Regions from separate parts of the Homo sapiens genome. Here region 2 is linked to region 1. Evidence: read pairs that join two places in POLR2A ChIA-PET (ENCODE). Cell type or tissue: MCF 10A. All regions are shown on one strand.

Region 1 (5,000 bases):
TAGACTGAGGTGTGTCCTCTGTTAGAGAGCTGTCATCACAACTCCTACAAAAGCAGTCGTATCCTGAATTCAACCTCTTTCTCTAAATGAATATAGCTATTGTTCCCTTTGTGCCCTCTTGTCCTACTGTCCCTTCTGTTGCCCATGCCAAAGACAGCTAGCTCCTTGAACAGCTTGGCCTGAATACAGATACTAGCGTGTCTGCAGCAGAGAAAAAAACAGCATTCCCCATCCAGAAATGCAAGGTCAAGAACAGAGAGCAAATTAGGTAGCTAAGGACTCAGGTCCTTAGTTGGTGTCCAGGGGCCACATTCTTTCCTTTCACCATCTCTGTAGGGACAGGAATACTTCCCTTCTGTCCTCAGAGGGTCAGGACTCAGAGAAACCACAGAGCAGCAGCTCAGGAAAGTGGTTCATGGAAATGCTGGCAAGAGAGAGGGGTTACAATGCCCTCCCTTGGGAGCAGGCTGCTCCCATCAGATCGTAACCTCTCTGGTATGTGGGCAGAGCTACCAGGTTAAGGTCCTCCCTAGGGTTTGCAAAACCCTCATGGGATCATGAGCCATACAGAACCGACCTGTGTGTCTCCAGAGTCTGTAATTAACACAGGCATTTTGAGGAAATGCGTGGCCTCAGGCCCCACTCCCGGCTACCCCCATCCCACTATGCCTAGTATAGTCTAGCTGCCCTGGTACAATTCTCCCAGTATCTTGCAGGCCCCTATTTCCTATTCCTACTCTGCTCATCTGGCTCTCAGGAACCTTCTTGGCCTTCCCTTTCAGACCTCTACAGATGCCAGCCTTGTGGGAAAGAAGAGTGGGCACCTGAGGGAAGCCAGACCTGCTTCCCGCGCACTGTGGTGTTTTTGGCTTTGCGTGAGCACACCTCTTGGGTGCTGCTGGCAGCTAACACGCTGCTGCTGCTGCTGCTGCTTGGGACTGCTGGCCTGTTTGCCTGGCACCTAGACACCCCTGTGGTGAGGTCAGCAGGGGGCCGCCTGTGCTTTCTTATGCTGGGCTCCCTGGCAGCAGGTAGTGGCAGCCTCTATGGCTTCTTTGGGGAACCCACAAGGCCTGCGTGCTTGCTACGCCAGGCCCTCTTTGCCCTTGGTTTCACCATCTTCCTGTCCTGCCTGACAGTTCGCTCATTCCAACTAATCATCATCTTCAAGTTTTCCACCAAGGTACCTACATTCTACCACGCCTGGGTCCAAAACCACGGTGCTGGCCTGTTTGTGATGATCAGCTCAGCGGCCCAGCTGCTTATCTGTCTAACTTGGCTGGTGGTGTGGACCCCACTGCCTGCTAGGGAATACCAGCGCTTCCCCCATCTGGTGATGCTTGAGTGCACAGAGACCAACTCCCTGGGCTTCATACTGGCCTTCCTCTACAATGGCCTCCTCTCCATCAGTGCCTTTGCCTGCAGCTACCTGGGTAAGGACTTGCCAGAGAACTACAACGAGGCCAAATGTGTCACCTTCAGCCTGCTCTTCAACTTCGTGTCCTGGATCGCCTTCTTCACCACGGCCAGCGTCTACGACGGCAAGTACCTGCCTGCGGCCAACATGATGGCTGGGCTGAGCAGCCTGAGCAGCGGCTTCGGTGGGTATTTTCTGCCTAAGTGCTACGTGATCCTCTGCCGCCCAGACCTCAACAGCACAGAGCACTTCCAGGCCTCCATTCAGGACTACACGAGGCGCTGCGGCTCCACCTGACCAGTGGGTCAGCAGGCACGGCTGGCAGCCTTCTCTGCCCTGAGGGTCGAAGGTCGAGCAGGCCGGGGGTGTCCGGGAGGTCTTTGGGCATCGCGGTCTGGGGTTGGGACGTGTAAGCGCCTGGGAGAGCCTAGACCAGGCTCCGGGCTGCCAATAAAGAAGTGAAATGCGTATCTGGTCTCCTGTCGTGGGAGAGTGTGAGGTGTAACGGATTCAAGTCTGAACCCAGAGCCTGGAAAAGGCTGACCGCCCAGATTGACGTTGCTAGGCAACTCCGGAGGCGGGCCCAGCGCCAAAAGAACAGGGCGAGGCGTCGTCCCCGCATCCCATTGGCCGTTCTCTGCGGGGCCCCGCCCTCGGGGGCCGGAGCTAGAAGCTCTACGCTTCCGAGGCGCACCTCCTGGCCTGCACGCTTTGACGTCACGTCCGGCGCGGAGACGGTGGAGTCTCCGCACTGTCGGCGGGGTACGCATAGCCGGGCACTAGGTTCGTGGGCTGTGGAGGCGACGGAGCAGGGGGCCAGTGGGGCCAGCTCAGGGAGGACCTGCCTGGGTGAGGAGGGCGCGGGGTGAGGGAGGGAGGGGCTGCGGGCCGCCGTGGCTGCCTTCCGCTCGGCCGCTCGGGACCTGTGGGCGCGGCGTGGGCTTCGCTCACCTGTCCCCGGCTGCCGCCCTCCGCCGTCCGGGATCCTCTCACTGTGCCGGGCCAGTCCGTTCGCTCTCATCCCATGTCTCCTTTCCCCAAACTTGGATTTTTCTCACCAGGCCCTTCTTCACGACCCTGGCCCCCCATCCAGCATCCCCCCTGGCCAATCCAATATGGCCCCCGGCCCCCGGGAGGCTGTCAGTGTGTTCCAGCCCTCCGCGTGCACCCCTCACCCTGACCCAAGCCCTCGTGCTGATAAATATGATTATTTGAGTAGAGGCCAACTTCCCGTTTCTCTCTCTTGACTCCAGGAGCTTTCTCTTGCATACCCTCGCTTAGGCTGGCCGGGGTGTCACTTCTGCCTCCCTGCCCTCCAGACCATGGACGGCTCCTTCGTCCAGCACAGTGTGAGGGTTCTGCAGGAGCTCAACAAGCAGCGGGAGAAGGGCCAGTACTGCGACGCCACTCTGGACGTGGGGGGCCTGGTGTTTAAGGCACACTGGAGTGTCCTTGCCTGCTGCAGTCACTTTTTCCAGAGCCTCTACGGGGATGGCTCAGGGGGCAGTGTCGTCCTCCCTGCTGGCTTCGCTGAGATCTTTGGCCTCTTGTTGGACTTTTTCTACACTGGTCACCTCGCTCTCACCTCAGGGAACCGGGATCAGGTGCTCCTGGCAGCCAGGGAGTTGCGAGTGCCAGAGGCCGTAGAGCTGTGCCAGAGCTTCAAGCCCAAAACTTCAGTGGGACAGGCAGCAGGTGGCCAGAGTGGGCTGGGGCCCCCTGCCTCCCAGAATGTGAACAGCCACGTCAAGGAGCCGGCAGGCTTGGAAGAAGAGGAAGTTTCGAGGACTCTGGGTCTAGTCCCCAGGGATCAGGAGCCCAGAGGCAGTCATAGTCCTCAGAGGCCCCAGCTCCATTCCCCAGCTCAGAGTGAGGGCCCCTCCTCCCTCTGTGGGAAACTGAAGCAGGCCTTGAAGCCTTGTCCCCTTGAGGACAAGAAACCCGAGGACTGCAAAGTGCCCCCAAGGCCCTTAGAGGCTGAAGGTGCCCAGCTGCAGGGCGGCAGTAATGAGGTACTGTGCCCAGGGTGTTGGGACTGGGGAGACAAATAGAGGGAATAGACACTTTTTTGGTATAATAGGGACCCTGGGCTGGGTGTGATGGCTCACTCACGCCTGTAATCCTAGCACTTTGGGAGGCCAAGGGGGGTGGATCACTTTAGCTTGGGAGTTCGAGACCAGCCTGGGCAACATGGCGAGGCCTCATTTGTACAAAGACTATACAAAAATTAGCCGGGTGTGGTGGCACACACCTGTAGTCCTAGCTACTCAGGAGGGTGAGGTGGGAGGATCACTTGAGCCCAGGAAGTGGAGGTTGCAGTGAGCTGAGATGGTGCCACTACCCTCCAGCCTAGGCGACAGAGCAAGATCCTGTCTCAAAAAAAAAAAAAAAATATGTGGACCTTAAGACAATCTCTGTTAATGTGGGTTTGGAACAGGCTTTCTCCAAAGGAAGCTGGTGACCTCAGGCTGACCTTTCTGCAAGCCCCAGCTGTTCACGGTTGCCACCTTCCTGAGAGGAGTGGGCAGCATCAGGGTTACAGGTGTTTCCCCAGGGCAGTGTTTCCAGCTGAGCTTCCAGTTCCCCACAAACACAGCCACTTTCCTCTGAATCCAAGATTCAGATGCTCTGCCTTGGGCCCCTGAAGGAACTTGTCTGATGAAGGGACTTGTCAGGGTTGGGGCTTGGGATGGAACTGGAGCTGGGTCCCTACAACTCCTGCTGATTCATTTGGTGACGCCACCCCCTCCTGCTGCCTATTGTGCTCTAGTGGGAAGTGGTGGTTCAAGTGGAGGATGATGGGGATGGCGATTACATGTCTGAGCCTGAGGCTGTGCTGACCAGGAGGAAGTCAAATGTAATCCGAAAGCCCTGTGCAGCTGAGCCAGCCCTGAGCGCGGGCTCCCTAGCAGCTGAGCCTGCTGAGAACAGAAAAGGTACAGCGGTGCCGGTCGAATGCCCCACATGTCATAAAAAGTTCCTCAGCAAATATTATCTAAAAGTCCACAACAGGTAAACGTTCTGTTTTTCTATTTTCTTTTCCTGTCTGCCATTCCCACGTTGGGGGAGGGGTCCTGCACTTCCCACTTCTGGGTGAGGTAGGGGCTGGGGGATCCATCTCAGACCCACATAGTGTCTGGCCTTGGTACACCTCTGATAATCAGGAAGTGAGAGCCTGCTTTGGGTTGGATTCTTCTTCCTTGCTGTCCTGTGAGTACTCTGGTTGGAGATGGGTTTGTGTACATCTTGTCAACAGGTTCCACCCACTGTGGACCTTGACCTCCAGCTGGTCTCTGCTAACAGAATGAGAAACCTGTGGCCCCTGTGCTAGAGCTGGGGCCCAACCTTAGGTGTTTCTGAAGCCTGGCAGTGTGGGCTTGAAGCCTGGCAGTGTGGGCTTTGGGCCACAGTGCCAAGCCTTGGTTCAGTGCTACCTGCGTTTCCAGGGAAGTGTTCACTCTGGGGTGTCAGTGGGGCATTCAAGTCTATTTGTCTAAACCTTCAGCGTCCAATAAAGTAACCAGGAACTCCAGGAGCTATTACAATTTTTATTTTTACATTTAATGGAGACAAGGTTTTGCTC
Region 2 (5,000 bases), 350 kb before region 1:
CCTCCTGAGTAGCTGGGACTACAGGTGCACACTACAACTTCCAGATATATTTTTAGTTTTTTCCTCTGGAGAGAAGGGTTCTCACTATGTTGGCCAAGCTGGTTTCTTTTTCTTTTTTTTTTTTGAGATGGAGTCTCGCTCTGTCGCCCAGGCTGGAGTACGGTGGCGCGATCTCGGCTCACTGCAAGCTCCGCCTCCCGGGTTCACGCCATTCTCCTGCCTCAGCCTCCCAAGTAGCTGGGACTACAGATGCGTGCCACCACACCAGGCTAATTGTTTGTATTTTTAGTAGAGATGAGGCTTCACTGTGTTAGCCAGGATGGTCTTGATCTCCTGACCTCATGATCTGCCTGCCTCAGCCTCCCAAAGTGCTGGGATTACAGGCATGAGCCACCATGCCCGGCCAGCCAAGCTGGTTTCTAATTCCTGGCCTCAAGCAATCCTCCTGCTCTGGTCTCCCAAAGCCACTGTGCCTAGCCAAATAGTAATTTTAAAAAAGAAATATGCGGGTTGGATGCAGTGGCTCACGCCTGTAATCCCAGCACTTTGGGAGGCTGAAGCGGGTGGATCATCTGAGGTCAGGAGTTTGAGAACCGCCTGGCCAACACAGTGAAACCCCTACTAAACCTACTAAAAATACAAAAAATTAGCTGGGCGAGGTAGTGCACAACTGTAATCCCAGCTACTCGCGGGGGCTGAGGCAGGAGACTCACTTGAACCCGGGAGGTGGAGGTTGCAGTGAGCCAAGATCGCACCACTGCACTCCAGCCTGGGCGACAAAGTGAGACTCTGTCTCAAAAAAAAAAAAGAAAGAAAAAGAAATACATGTGGTGGCTCACGCCTGTAATCCCAGCACTTTGAGAGGCCGAGGCGGGTAGATCACTCAACCGCAGGAGTTCGAGGCCAGCCTAGGCAACATGGAAAAACCCCGTCTCTACAAAAATACAAAAATTAGCCAGGGGCTGGGCATGGTGGCTCATGTCTGTAATCCCAACGCTTTGGGAGGCCAAGGCAGGCAGATCACCTGAGGTTGGGAGTTCGAGAACAGCCTGACCAACATGGAGAAACCCCGTCTCTACTAAAAATACAAAATTAGCCGGGTATGGTGGCGCATGCCTGTAATCCCAGCTACTCAGGAGGCTGAGGCAGGAGAATCGCTTGAACCCGGGAGGCAGAGGTTGCAGTGAGCTGAGATCACATGATTGCACTCCAGCCTGGGCAACAAGAGTGAAACTCCATCTCAAAAAAATAAATTAATTAAAAAATACAAAAATTAGCCAGGTGTGATGACACACATCTGTAGTTTCAGCTACTTAGAAGGCTGAGGCAGGAGAATCACTCAAACCCGGGAGGCGGAGGTTGCAATGAGCCGAGATTGTGACACCGCACTCCAGCCTGGGCAGATACTTAGGAGACTAAGGTGGGAGGATCACTTGAGCCCAAGAGGTAGAGGCTGCAGTAAACCATGATCATGCCAATGCACTATAGCCTGGGTGAGAGACCCTGCCTCAAAACAAAACAAAAAACCATACATAAATAAAAAAAATACACACACACACACACACACACACACACACACACACACACATAGAGCAGGTGCAGTGGCTCACACCTATAATCCTTACACTTCTTTTTCTTTTTTTCTTTTTGAGACAGATTCTTGCTGTGTCACCCTGGCTGGAGTGCAGTGGCGTGATCTCAGCTCACTGCAACCTCTGCCTCCCAGGTTCAAGCAAATATTGTGCCTCAGTCTCTCGACTAGCTGGAATTATAAGTAAGAACCACCATGCCTGGCCTAATCCCAGCACTTTAGAAGGCCAAGGTAGGAGGATGGCTTGAGCCCAGGAGTTCAAGACCAGCATGGGCAACAAAGGAGGAACCATCTCTTTTTTTTTTGAGACAGAGTCTCACTCCATCACCCAGGCTGGAGTGCAGTGGCACAATCTCAGCTCACTGCAACCTCCACCTCCCAGGTTCAAGCGGTTCTCAGGTCTCAGCCTCCCGAGTAGCTGAGACTATAGGCATGTGCCACCAGGCCCAACTAATTTTTGTATTTTTAATAGAGATGGGGTTTTGCCATGTTGGCTAGGCTTGTCTCAAACTCCTGATGTCAAGTGACCCACCCACTTCAGCCTCTCAAAGTGCTGGGATTACAGGCAACCGTCCAGGAGAACCACCTCTACAAAAAATTTAAAAATTAGCCGGACGTGGTGGCAACACCTGTAATGTATTCCAGCTACTTGGGAGGCTGAGGTAGGAGGATCACTTGAGCTCAGGAGGTCAAGGCTGCAGTGAGCCATGATCAGAACACTGCACTCCAGGCTGGGCAACACAGCAAGATCCTGTCTTTAAAAAAAAAAAAAAAAAAAAAAGCTGGGCACGGTGGCTCATGCCTATAATCCCAGCACTTTGGGAGGCCGAGGCGGGCAGATCATGAGGTCAGGAGATCAAGACCATCCTGGCTAACACAGTCAAACCTCATCTCTACTAAAAATACAAACAATTAGCCGGGTGTGGTGGCGGGCGCCTGTAGTCCCAGCTACTCAGGAGGCTGAAGCAAGAGAATCGCTTGAACCTGGGAGGCAGAGGTTGCAGTGACCTGAGATCATGCCACTGCACTCCAGCCTGGGCAACAGGGCAACAGAGTGAGACTCCATCTCAAAAAGGAAAAAAAAAAAAAAAAGGCCAGGCACTGTAGCTCAAGCCTGTAATCCCAGCACTTTGAGAGGCCCAGGAAGGCAGACTGCTTGAGCTCAGTAGTTCAAGATGGCTCTGGGCAACTCGAGAAACCCTGTCTCTACAAAAAAAATACGAAAAGTAGTCAGGCATGGTGGTTCGTGCCTACAGTTCCAGCTACTTGGGAGGCAGAGGTTGCAGTGAACCAAGATCGCACCACTGCACTCTGGCCTGGTCAACAGAGCAAGACTAGGTCTCAAAAAAAAAAAAGAAAGAAAGAAAAGAAAAGAAACGAAACAAGGCCTTTTCTTCAGCCTGAGACAGAACAAACCTCCATGGCTCACACAGCTCACTAACACATGGCCTCGGCCCCATTAATACCTATTTCTGATGAAAACTAGCCAAGCTGCCACATGAGTGACAGAGGGCACTCCCTTCCCTAAGCCCCATCTCTGTCCTCACCCCCTCTGGGGTGCTTCAGATCTATTAATAGGTTGAAGGGGCAGAGAAAGGGAGAGGCACAATGGCTCATGCCTATAATGCTAGCACTTTGCGAGGCTGAGGTGGGAGGATCACTTAAGGCCAAGAGTTTGAGACCTGCCCAGGCAACACAGTAAGACCCTGTCTCTACCAAAAAAAAAAAAAGAAAAAAGAAAACAAACAAACAGAGGCAGAAACAGGATGAAGGGATACAGCAGGTAGCTAACAGCACCAAGAATCACCAAGGACTTACGCACCCAGGTTCTGGGCACATAGTGAAAAGCATTAAGGACTACATTAGTTCTCTTGACTTTTATTAAATTATCACTTGAAACGCGCCAAGAAGAACATGTACCTATTATTTAAAGGAGACCAACAACCTCATGAATACACTGAAAACCACTAATTGTATATTTTGAAATGGTGACTTTTATGCTACGTGAATATCACGTTTAAAATGTTACTTAAAAAAAAAAAAAAGAAAAGCAGTGTCATATTTAATATTATACCTGAGTTCCAATACTCCAGTAAAACCACCCGACGTAAGAAGGATGCCGAAACCAAGCGTACACTCCACTGGTCACCAGAGTATGTGTATCTGATTTTTCATTCTGTACCACGTGGTTGAAATTGGAGCCAGCTGTAAACATGGCCGCCTTCCTCAGACATTCTCCGAAGACCACCATCAGCAGCCCTGTGACACTGAGCCAGGTAATCTGCTTCAGTTCTGTGGGAGAGAGACATCAACGACACACGGGGAGTGAAAACACTGGCCTGAGCTCCCCTTCGCACTGCTTAAAATTAACCTATTTTCCCGAAGACAGAAACAGAAAATGTGCTGCTGGGCAATCAGCATTTGTCATCACATTAAAATTTCATAAGAAAACACATTCCCCTAAGTTATGCTGTTCATCAATTTACTTTAAAACACCAATAAGCACAATGAAAGCATCATGGTAAAGAGATGCTCTCCTGCTACAGCTGATGGGCTCTCTGGTTCACGACCCCCGGCCACATGCTCAGTCCTTCATCTGGGGACAAGTATAGCTAAGAGAAGCAAAAAAGGGTCCAAGGTTTCCACCCTGAATCCCAGGAGCCACATGTATTTCATTTCATTGGCTGTGAGACATTCAATTTCAGAGTGCATTCCACATACGGAGGCTTTTATTTTTTGAGACGGAGTTTCACTCTCATTGCCCAGGCTGGAGTGCAATGGCACAATCTCAGCTCACTGCAACCTCCATCTCCTGGGTTCAAGCAATTCTCCTGCCTCAGCCTCCCAAGTAGCTAGAATTACAGGCATGCACTACCAGGCCCGGCTAATTTTGTATTTTTCGTAGAGACGGGGTTTTACCATGCTGGTCAGGCTGGTTTCAAACTCCTGACCTCATGTGATCCACCCACCTCGGCCTCCCAAAGTGCTGGGATTAAAGGCGTGAGCCACTGCACCCGACCTTGTTAGTAAACTCTTTTTTTTTTTTTGAGATGGGAGTCTCGCTCTGTCACCCAGGCTGGAGTGCAGTGGCGCGATCACGGCTCACTGCAACCTCCGCCTCCCGGATTCAAGCAGTTCTCCTGCCTCAGCCTCCCGAGTAGCTGGGATTACAGGCATGTGCCACTACGCCTGGCTTTTTTGTATTTTTAGTAGAGACGGGGTTTCACCATATTGGCCAGGCTGGTCTCGAACTCCTGACCTTGTGATCCACCCGCCTCGACCTCCCAAAGTGCTGGGATTACAGGCGTTCGCCACCGTGCCCGGCCAGTAAACTCTTACATGAAACGTCTAAATATCATCTGATTATAAAATTAGAATCACAACTACTCAAGGTTGGGGCTTCAAATTA

The links. Peaks named below come from ENCODE experiments on the same cell type or tissue, not always from the same donor. Only the 100,000 strongest peaks of a DNase experiment are listed, where the experiment ranks them.
Region 2: POLR2A ChIA-PET joins it to region 1 with 5 read pairs; 3 of 35 experiments call an interaction of 5 or more read pairs at or near these places.

The regions. Positions count from the first base shown.
Region 1 is chr1:6,577,871-6,582,870 of GRCh38, forward strand. It overlaps TAS1R1 (taste 1 receptor member 1), which reads left to right. Exons shown (of 6, transcript NM_138697.4): 6 at 783-1,885. The coding sequence ends at 1,714. ZBTB48 (zinc finger and BTB domain containing 48) reads left to right here and starts at 2,124. Exons shown (of 11, transcript NM_005341.4): 1 at 2,124-2,266; 2 at 2,671-3,429; 3 at 4,188-4,429. The coding sequence starts at 2,740. It overlaps LOC107984912 (a long non-coding RNA gene), which reads right to left and starts at 1,563. Exons shown (of 3, transcript XR_002958250.1): 1 at 1,477-1,563. RefSeq lists enhancers at 1,508-2,207, 4,668-4,717 and a silencer at 2,259-2,388. In MCF 10A, no CTCF peak of the experiment used is centred here; a DNase peak (open chromatin) is centred at 2,051.
Region 2 is chr1:6,228,237-6,233,236 of GRCh38, forward strand. ICMT (isoprenylcysteine carboxyl methyltransferase) reads right to left here. Exons shown (of 5, transcript NM_012405.4): 4 at 3,666-3,883. Among named protein-coding and RNA genes, the nearest start is that of ICMT, 5.2 kb to the right of the region's middle. In MCF 10A, no CTCF peak of the experiment used is centred here; no DNase peak of the experiment used is centred here.